Regions from separate parts of the Homo sapiens genome. Here region 2 is linked to region 1. Evidence: read pairs that join two places in POLR2A ChIA-PET (ENCODE). Cell type or tissue: MCF 10A. All regions are shown on one strand. Links, peaks and the distances in the headings refer to the core of each region. The heading gives the core; the rest is flanking DNA.

Region 1 (5,382 bases), core at 87-5,086:
GAGTTCTGCTCTGTCACCTAGGCTGGAGTACAGTGGCGCGATCCCAGCTCACTGCAACCTCCACCTCCTGGGTTCAAGCTATTCTCCTGCCTCAACCTCTTGAGTAGCTGGGATTACAGGCACCTGCCCCCACAACCGGCTAATTTTTGTATTTTTAGTAGAAATGGGGTTACACCACGTTGGCCTGGCTGGTCTTGAACTTCTGACCTCAGGTGATCCTCCTGCCTCAGCCTCCCAAAGTGCTGGGATTACAGGCGTGAGCCACTGTGCCCAGCTACTTATCCTAATATTATTTTCCTATCAAATAATGTTTTTTAAAAACTGATATTTAGGTATCCCTCATAAGCACTCAGAAAAATATATGAACAATGTTTCTTAACCAGCTTTTGCCCAATAATAACTAAGTCTTAGTGAATGTAAAAATCATCCAGGGTTAGGAAAAATCATGTAAAAATAGCTTTTGTTTGCAAATTCAAGAAGCATGCCTGCTTCTTGAGGAAACCAGATGATAAAGAGAATGTATGGCATACATAGGAGGTTCTCATGACTGTAGCTAGAAAATTAGCACTTATAGGCCAGGCGTGGTAACTCACACCTGTAATCCCAGCACTTTGGTGGATCACGTGAGGTCGGGAGTTCAAGACCAGCCTGGCCAACATGGTGAAACCCCGTCTCCACTAAAAATAAAACAATTAGCTGAGCATGGTGGCACATGCCTGTAATCCCAGCTACTCAGGAGGCTGAGGCAGGAGAATCACTTGAATCTGGGAAGTCGATATTGCAGTGAGCTGAAATTGTGCCACTGCACTCCAGCCTGGGTGACAAAGAGAGACTCTGTCTCAAAAAAGAAAAATTAACACTTATGACAAGAAGTTAGGTGGTTCCTCACTGGTTCCCTTCATTCACTTTTTGAAGGCCTGAGGACAGTTGGCCAAGCCGGAATATGTCAGCAAAGTCAGACCGCAGCTGAGAAGTAGGTGGAGTTGTCTTGTATATTTTTGTTTCTCCCTTGGGCATGTTTCTCCTCCCCTATCCTCTTCTTTCTTCCTCCTCAAACTCCCACAGTACTCCCATCACTTTAAAATACTGTTTCCAGGAGATCCTAACTTTGAGTACAGCTCTTTGACTTCTTTTTTGAGACAGGATCTCACTCTGGTTGCCCAGGCTGGAGTGCAGTGTTGCAATCATGGCTCACTACAGCCGCAACCTCTCGGACTCAGGTGTTTCTCCTTCAGCCTCCTGAGTAGCTGGGACTACAGGTGCACGGCCATGCCTGGCTAATTTTTTTGTATTTTTAGTAGAGACAGGGTTTCTCTGTGTTGCCCAGGCTTGTCTCAAACTCCTGGACTCAGGCAATCCACCTGCCTCAGCCTCCAAAAATGCTGAGATTACGGGCATGAGCCACTGCACCCTTCTCACCCTGGCAATAGGCTCAGCCAACTCATACCCTTGGACTTAGCCGGGGAACTCCTGGCCAAAACCACTTTATATTTGGCTTCTCTTTGCATAAACCCATTTAGATTGCCTACTTGCCTATTTGCCTGCAAAACTCCAAGAGATACTCCTTTCTCTTCCATTGAGATTCCAAGTATTTTAATCCCACCCTTGTAACAAAGCACACTTCTACATGCTGTGGCACTTGCCTTCAGAATATACTCCTTCTACATGAACTCAAATAGATCAAGCACTTTGGGAGGCAGAGGCGGCTGGATCACATGAGGTCAGGAGTTTGAGACCAACCTGGTCAACATGGTGAAACCCTGTCTCTACTAAAAATACAAAAATAAGCTAGCAATCGCTTGAACCCCCGGAGGCGGAGGTTGCAGTGAGCTGAGATCATGCCACTGCACTCCAGCCTGGGTGACAGAGTGAGACTCCTTCTAAAAAAAAAAAAAAAAAAAAAAAAAAAAGCCAGGTGCAGTGGCTCACGCCTATAATCCCAGCACTTTGGGAGGCCGAGGTGGGCAGATCGCAAGGTCAGGAGATCGAGACCATCCTGGCCAACATGGTGAAACCCTGTCTCTACTAAAAATACAAAAATTAGTTGGGCGTGGTGGTGCACACCTGTAGTCCCAGCTACTCAGGAAGCTGAGGCAGGAGAATCGCTTGAACCCGGGAGGCGGAGGTTGCAGTGAGCCAAGATTGTGCCACTGCACTCCAGCCTGGAGACAGAGTGAGACTCCGTCTCAAAAAAAAAAATTGTATTCTAAGGAAAAGAAAAGGACAATTATGACCCTTGTCCACATTTAGGCAACACGTCTCCTACTAAACCCTTTGCATGAATTATAGATAATATTTGATATTATTTATTATCCTTAATCAGACATTTTCTAAATTAATCCAGACATCTCCTCATTAATTCAATCATACTCACTTTGGAACCAATCATCCTTCACTTGAATAGCCCTCTGATCTCTTTACCAGGCATGGACCATGAAGTGCCTGCATTTAATAGTAATCCCAGGTTACCACATTTCACCTGTGCAATCCCTGCTGTTTACCTGGCACAAGCTATTTATTTTACTCTAATCCAGAGAAAAGAAAACTCATAGATGATCACATAATGTTCTGTGCCAGCTTATTTTTGAAAGTAATGTGAACAGCTAAGATGGTTCCCTGTTACCTCTAAAAATGAAAGAATACAAAAGGATTAACATGAATTAGAAAAGAAGATACCATTTGATAAGCCCCAAAACAACACTTGCAGTAGTAGCTTTCCCGTAGATCCTACAGTATTGGCCTTAACCACCATGTGCAACAATATTTTAAGAGCTATCATTAGGCACGCAGGTTAGGAATTCTTTGTCAGCATAAGCAGTGTTTACAAGCTCTGAGAAGAACAGACTCCGGTAACATCTGTCTTAAATTTCAGATCTTTTTGTTCATTTTACCAATGTCTATTGAGAGCTAAGCATGAGTCACAGAGATGAATAAAACATATTCCATGCACTCAATAAGTTCATAACATAATGAGTCATATGAACACGCATAGGATTAATCGATATTATTGGTCAGTCTTTGAATTAAAGCATTGAAAGTCCAGTAGGTAATATCAAGTCCCTAAATTACAACAAACACGAAGGATATTCAGGAAAGATGAGTTTCCAGGGTAGGGTGTAAGAAAGTTCTGGAATGTACACAGATGCTGGAGAAGAACTGGAGAACTGGTATCTCAACTGAGAGATACCAGTGAGGATAAATAAAGAAAAGATATGTGAGATGCCACCAGAGAAAATTCTGCCTACATAATTTTACCAGTGTTTGCCCTAAGTAAGAATGCAAGTGATGACCCAGTCACCGACCTGTTAGCTTTGTCATTTTCCAAAGATTTTAAAATTGTCACTCGAAGAATAATATTTTCAAGGTATGAAGAACCCCTCTGTATTAGTCTGTTTTCACATTGCTGATAAAGACATACCCCAGACTGGGTAATTTATAAAGAAAAAGAGGTTTAATGGACTCACAGTTCCATATGGCTGGGGAGGCCTCACAATCATGGCGGAAGGTGGAAGGCACATCTAACATGGCAGCAGACAAACAGCAAATGAGAACCAAGCAAACGGGGATTCCCCTTATAAAGCCATCAGATCTCGTGAGACTTACTTCCACGAGAAGCATATGAGTGAAACCGCCCCCTTAATTAAATTATCTCCCTCCAGGCCCCTCCCACAACATGTAGGAATTATGGGAGCTACAATTCAAGATGAAATTTGGATGGGGAGAGAGCCAAACCATATCAACCTCTGAACTCAGTATATTTTATGCTTAGGCTCAGGGCTATATAAAACCTTTCTAGAATTAGATTTTGCCACATCCATTCTGATAACAGCCCTCCTAGCTTAACTTGCAGATTATTCCTTCTTCAATCTAGTTCACGTGCGCTAGGTGGGCTCTATTGCTGCCTCAGGCGTGGACCACATGTCTCAGGCCCAAGCCAGTAAGCACATCACGTTCCCCTGGCCTTGGTGCTTGCAGACACAAGAATAATTCCTAGCCTTGTAAGCAAAAGAGCTCCCTGTTTCCTACTGGGCTTACATCTTGGACTCACCTGAGCTTAGGACTGCTGCAGTCATCTTGTCATAAAGCACAGAGAGCCTAGAAGTTCCAGAAGTGATGACGAGGAGGTTGCACATGAATTCAATCCAGCGGGAGGCAGAGAGGAGAAACACAGAAAAAAAAAAAAAAAAAAAAAAAAAACACCCAAGCCCTAACGATATTGTTTGAGCCCAGAATCCAACTATACTGGCAGCAAGGCTACCTGTGGACTTTTTCAGTTAAGTGAGAAAATAAATTCCATCTTTGCCTGAAGTCTTTTGGAGCAGATGTTCTAACACCTGTAAATTAATACAGAAATAAGTATATAACAGACACGTTTAATCTGATGCCATCTCATTTCCAGGCCCCCTCCCAAACTCACCAGAGGCTAGAGTCTCAGAGCAATAAAACTGACACAGAAGGATTTCACAATTTCAAGTCACTTTAAAACCAACATCACAGAAAATGTGATCATAGAATGTTTGGCCAAATTCTATTTTGTAGGCATTTTCAGAAATGCAAATCCCATTTATGGGATAATCAAGAAAAACTACCAAGAGAGTAATTACATGCAATCTGCTTTGATTATTGGTCTTGGCCATCAAAACTCATAAATGCATTAGAAATCATATAACAAAGACAACACATATAGCCTGATCCTGAAGCATGCAAACAGATATCCAAAGTGCTTCCTGCTTTTAATTGGCTGGGTGGTGAATAGGTGTAGTCATACAGTTTTTTCCTTTTCAAGAACAAAGATCTGAGGACTTTGCATGAGAGAAGCCTCATAAAATTGCCAATATGTGGCTTTGGGTTTGAAACTTACTCTGGAACTTAACATTTGTGAAGAAATGCACTAAGCATTCGTCCTTATTCATTAGAGTCACTCCTTCCACATTGAAGTCGTGATACAGAGAATGCAAATTACAAACCTAATTGCACATATGGATTCTTACTTAATGCAATGGCCCTAGTTTTATAGTCTAGGAGTCCATATTTGAGGGAAGGTGGTAACCAAACCTCACCCAACAGCTTGTAATCTTGGAAAAATATGTAAAAAATGAAAAACACCCATATGCCAAGCTTTTAAATGGGAAATTGGTGCCATCTTGTGGTTACAAATATGTAAAAATAAAAAATTTTACCTTTTTTTTTTAGAGATGGTTTCGCTCTGTCACCTAGGCTTATGAAGTGCAGTGGCTTGATTATAGCTGTCACTGCAATTCAAACTCCTGGGCTCAAGTGATCCTCCTGCCTCAGCCTCCCAAGCAGCTAGAAATAAAGCTGCACACCACCGTGCCCGGCTAATGTATTTATTTATTTTTCGAGACAGTCTCACTGTGTTGC
Region 2 (5,382 bases), core at 160-5,159, 110 kb before region 1:
AATTTGATCATCTTGATAATGTAGTTCTCTCAGAGTTGCTGATATGTCTAACACTGAGATGGAAGGGAGCTTCACGGAGAGGGTGAGAAGTTGCACTGCTTTTCAACCTGAGTCACACTTTAGAAACACCTGGAACTTAAAGCTGTTGATGTTGGATGCCATCCCTCAAGAAAGTCCCATGCCTTAGGTCAGGGTGGGGCATGAGCTTTAAAAAAATTATTCAGATAATTCTAACATGCTGCCAGAGATGAGATCCATTAGGTAGAGAATTCCACGACTTTGGGTCCCATATATACAGGAACAACTACAGTATAAAATGGTGGTGTTGGTGACTCTGGGAGCAATAAGTATCACATGCAGTTAGTGTGAGCTCTGCTGGCAGAGCTGGCATCACTTACTAGAATAAATCATATCCATGGAACCCAAGGAAAATCAGGAGTTCTCAGGTGATAAGGAGAGAGCCCTACCTATGAATGACTGATGGACTCTGAAGAATCCCAGGACAAGGAGCTATGAAGTTGCTCTCTTTCCCTTGTGAACCCTTAAACCACAAGATTAACACAATCACTGCATTTTCAATGACTTGTATACAAACTAATATAAGCAATTGTGCCTCATGTAGGCATTTCTGACTAGATACAACACAGTAATAAAACCACTCATTGCAAAGTTGTTGGTTAGAGAGCAAAGGCTGGCATATACAAACTCTTTGTCATTAGAAAATATTACACTGACGGGTAGAGGGAACAGAGGGTTCTGGAATGCTTGTACTGTTCTGTTTCTTGTTCTGGATGCTGGAGACACGGGTATGTTCAGTTTATAAAAATAGGTATGTACACTTATGAATTGTGTACTTTTCAATATGTATTTTATACTTCAGTACAGTATATGACAAATATTAAAAACTGACTAACCACTGCTTCCTTTCAGCATGTGTATGGAGGATGGCTAGATAATTCTTATCAATGGGAAAATAAATGTCCACATTGAATTCTTCCACTTACAGAGCTTGGGAGGAGTTACACAGGGAAAGGGTTACAGAAGAAAGATGGAAATTGCAAAGTGTTTGCTGGTTCTTCAGTGCTACCCAGGGGTGAACAGGTGGTCTTTTGTTTAGCAAAATGATGAATGTGTTTTCAAACATGCAGAAGGTGAACAGACCTCAACATGAGGAAGAAGCAGAGAGCTCATTGCTCTGTCCTGTAATTAAACAGATTCTAATTTAGGAGAAAGCTAAAGGTGAAGGGACCTGGGGAATCAGGGAATAAGAGGAGATACCTGAGAGAGAGGATTGCTTAGGCTATGTGATGGCATATTGCAGCTTGGGAAAAGATGCCCATACAGACTGGGAATGCATTCTGAAGATGCAATGGTTACAAGACTCTTAAGAAAAGAGAAATCAATTATTTAATTTCAAATTTGTTTATGTGACTGCAGTGAAAACCCCATCCATTGATTCAGACCCTTGGTAACATCTGCTACCTTAGCTACCCTGCTACCCACCTGTTTTGTTGTATTTATTTATTTACTTATTTAGAGACAGGGTCTCACTCTGTCTCCTAGGCTGGAGTGCAGTGGTGTGATCTCAGCTCACTGCAGCCTCTGCCTCCTGGGTTCAAGCGATACTCCTGCCTCAGACCCCACCAAGTAGCTGGGATTATAGGAAGGCATCACCATGCCCGGCTAATTTTTCCATTTTTAGTAGAGACGGGGTTTCACTGTGTTGCTCAGGCTGGTCTCGAACTCCTGACCTCAGGTGATCCACTTGCCTCAGCCTCCCAAAGTGCTGGGATTACAGGTGCCCACCACCATATCTGGCTAACTTTAAAAATATTTTTAGTAGAGACAGGGTTTCACCATTTGACCAGGCTGGTCTTGAACTCCTGACCTCAAGTGATCAGCCCACCTCGGCCTCCCAATGTGTTGGGACGACAGGTGTGAGCCACCATGCTCAGCCAGCTACTTAACATTTCTAAGCTTGTTTTCTTTTGTATAAAATGGGGGAAAATAACTCTCACGCAGAGATTCTGTGAGACCTAAATGAAAGGATGTATTTGAAGCAAGTCCCTTACCAGATAGCATATAGTAAATAATAAATATTAACTCCTTTCCTTTTTGCTCATCCATAATATGGCATATAGAAATATTTTATAAATTACAAAGTGCCATACAAATAATTGTTAAAAAAATTAGTGATAACTAAAATTTGTTGACTGATTATTTGCAAAGCATATTCCTTCCTAACAATTAATTTCAAGAAGTAGAAAGAGTATTTTCATACCATAAATTCAATGAATGATTTTCATGCAGTGATTTTCACCTGGGAGCATTTTGGCTTCCCGAGGGTCATCTGGCAATGTCTGGGGACATTTTCGATCATCACAGCTTGGGGAATGCTACTGGCATCTAATGAGGACAGGCCAGAGACGCTGTTAAATATCATACAATGCATAGGACAGGCTCCCACAACAAAGAATTATCCAGCTCAAAATGTGAATGGCTCCACTCTTGAAAAACAGTTTTGGTGGCAAAGCAAGTTAGTCCGGTTTGTCTTCATATCAATTTTATTGAGTGCCCACGCACACATCAACATATTTTAACCTTAAAGTATCCCCTCCTTATCCTGCGGACTCTCAAAAGGAATGAGAAAATTCACTTCTAAGGTGACCCTGTTCTTAGATGTTCAGGCATATAAACCATGAGCCTGTAATATCAATGCAAAGCTTGTGTTCTGCCCCAGAAAAGTCTAGAGAACTCTCTCACTAGACACTCTCCTCCACACCCCATTAAAAGGTACATTATATTTTGTACAGTGTTACCACTTTAAATGACCTGTACAGTCCTGCCTGTCTCAAGCAATACTTAGTAAATCAAATTCCATGGTACTCAGCTCATTTCATGATTCAACAATGTGGATGGAGCTCTTTCCGGTAGTGAAGATGATTGCTTCAGAGTAAGAACCTGCCTTCATAGCAATCCGGAATCTTAATTTTAGAAATCAGAATGAGACAATTTACAGCTAATGAAAAGATTGTTCAGAAACATTTCTGTTATTGCTAAGTAAACGTTCTTCCCGGCTATGAACCTAACAGAGGGTGGAGCTAGTAACCTGGGGCAACAGAGCTGTTGATATTGTGCTGTTCAGCTTCTTCATCTCCCACCGTCCCTGCTACTTTCTTAATCCCTGGCTCCATGAGAGCAGCCAGAGGTCCTACAACAAAGTCAGAGCTGGGTTAGGGGCAAAGGATGCTGGGAAAGCTGTGTGCAACATGCAGTGGAGTTGTTCTAGAATGCAGTAATAATTATTCTATAATTTACTTTGTATTTTCACAACACATTACTTTTTTTGTTTGTTTTTGTTTTTGTTTTTGAGACAGAGTCTCACTCTGTGGCACAGGCTGGAGTGCAGTGACATGATCTAGGCTCAGTGCAACCTCTGCCTCCCGGGTTCAAGCAATTCTCCTGCCTCAGCCTCCCTAGTAGCTGGGACTACAGGCATGCGCCACCACACTGGCTAATTTTTCTATTTTTAGTAGAGGTGGGGTTTCATCACGTTGCCCAGGCCGGTCAGTCTTCAACTCCTGACCTCAGGTGATCTGCCTGCCTCGGCCTCCCAAAGTGCTGGGATTACAGACATGAGCCAACGCACCCAGCCCAAGACATAACTTATTTGATCCTTCCAACAACCCAATGATGTAAATAAAATAAATATCTTTAAGCCTACTTTACAGATTAAAAGAAAAAAAAAATCCTATAAAGGTTAAATGTCTTACTTTAAATCCTGCACCTATTAAGTATCTAGAGAGCCAGGTACAGTGGCTCATACCTGTAATCCCAGCTTTCTGGGAGGCCGAGGTGGGAGGATCACTTGAGCCCAGAAGTTCAAGACCAGCCTGATCAACACAGCAAGACCCCGTCTTTACAAAAAAAAAAAAAAAAAAAAAATTAATTAGCTGGTTCCAGCTACTCAGGAGGTCAAGAGGCTGAAATGGAAATATGGCTTGAGCCCTGGAGTTCGAGGCTGCCATGAGCTATATGATTGCACCACTGGTCTCCAGCTTGGGCAATAGAACAAGACTCTGTCTTAAAAAAAAAAGAAAAGTATCTACGATCCAAGCCTTCTGTGATGGTTAATATTGAGTGTCAACTTGTTTGGATTGAAGGATACAAAGTATTGTTCCTCAGTGTATCTGTGAGGGTGTTGCCAAAGGAGATTAACATTTGAGTCAGTGGACTGGGAGAGGCAAACCTACTACCCTCAATCTGGGTGGGCACCATCTAATCAGCTGCTAGCATAGCTAGAATAAAGTAGGCAGGAGAAGATGGAAGAGCAGACTTGCTGAGTCTTCTGGCCTTCATCTTTCTCCTATGCTGGATGCTTCCTGCCCTCAAACAGCAGATTCCAAGTTCTTCAGCTTTTGGACTGTTGGACTTATACCAGTGGTTTGCCAGGGCTCTCGGGGTTTTGGCCACAGACTGAAGGCTGCACTGTTGGCTTCTCTATTTTTGAGGCTTTGGGACATGGACTGATCCACCACTGGCTTCCTTGCTCTTCAACTTGCAGATGGCCTATCATGGGATTTTACCTTGTCATCACATGAGTCAATTCTCCTGAATAAACTCCCTTTCATACATACATATATCCTATTAGTTCTGTCCCTCTAGGGAACCCTGACTAATACACCTTCCAACTCCTAAGAGTTCTTTACACTTAGAGTACACAAAAATATAGTTTGTGCTCCTTTTCTTCCAGTTCTCTGCATTTACTTCCCTTTTCTCTGTTGCAGGAGTGCAAAAGAAAACTGGAGATACTGACCTGTTGTAACCCAGCCTGCAGACTCCAGAAAAGGCGCAGAAATCCTTGACTTAGCCTGCTGGTATTCTCCAAATCAGAAAGTATCTGCCCTGCAAAAATGCCTATGGGAAATCATTCATTTCCTAAAAACTCATTTTCATAATGTAATTAATCATCCTGGACAGATTTTTCAAAATTAGCCATTATTTTTTCTTGCCTAATTTCACCTATTACTGTAATTTAAGCCATATTACTGTGATTTAATGTGCTTTTCTTCAGGATTATTACTTTAAACATTGGAAGACGACTTGTTCCAAATTAGCAATGTCATGACCTGAATGAATGTACTTATTCCCTTCGTTAACTCTTAGCTATTCATTCTTCCTTGAAAGGATCTTTCAGTTCCCTTAACTTCCTCTTATTTGAATACTCACTGTAATTTTGTTCATACAGAACATAAGGATCTTTTCTTCCTTTCTGAGAAGTTAGAGCCACCCTTGTTCCAGTTATAGGAAGTTTTAATGAGGGTTTTAGGTGTGTGTATGTAGGGAGATAATTTTATTATTTTTTTTTATTCTTGGAGGGGT

What was found. ChIA-PET counts read pairs that join two places held together with the same protein. Peaks named below come from ENCODE experiments on the same cell type or tissue, not always from the same donor. Only the 100,000 strongest peaks of a DNase experiment are listed, where the experiment ranks them.
Region 2: POLR2A ChIA-PET joins it to region 1 with 7 read pairs; 2 of 35 experiments call an interaction of 5 or more read pairs at or near these places.

Annotation. Positions count from the first base shown.
Region 1 is chr10:27,369,786-27,375,167 of GRCh38, reverse strand. No RefSeq gene overlaps it. Among named protein-coding and RNA genes, the nearest start is that of LINC02673, 29 kb to the right of the region's middle. In MCF 10A, for the core only: no CTCF peak of the experiment used is centred there; no DNase peak of the experiment used is centred there.
Region 2 is chr10:27,480,933-27,486,314 of GRCh38, reverse strand. No RefSeq gene overlaps it. Among named protein-coding and RNA genes, the nearest start is that of RAB18, 21 kb to the left of the region's middle. In MCF 10A, for the core only: no CTCF peak of the experiment used is centred there; a DNase peak (open chromatin) is centred at 2,894.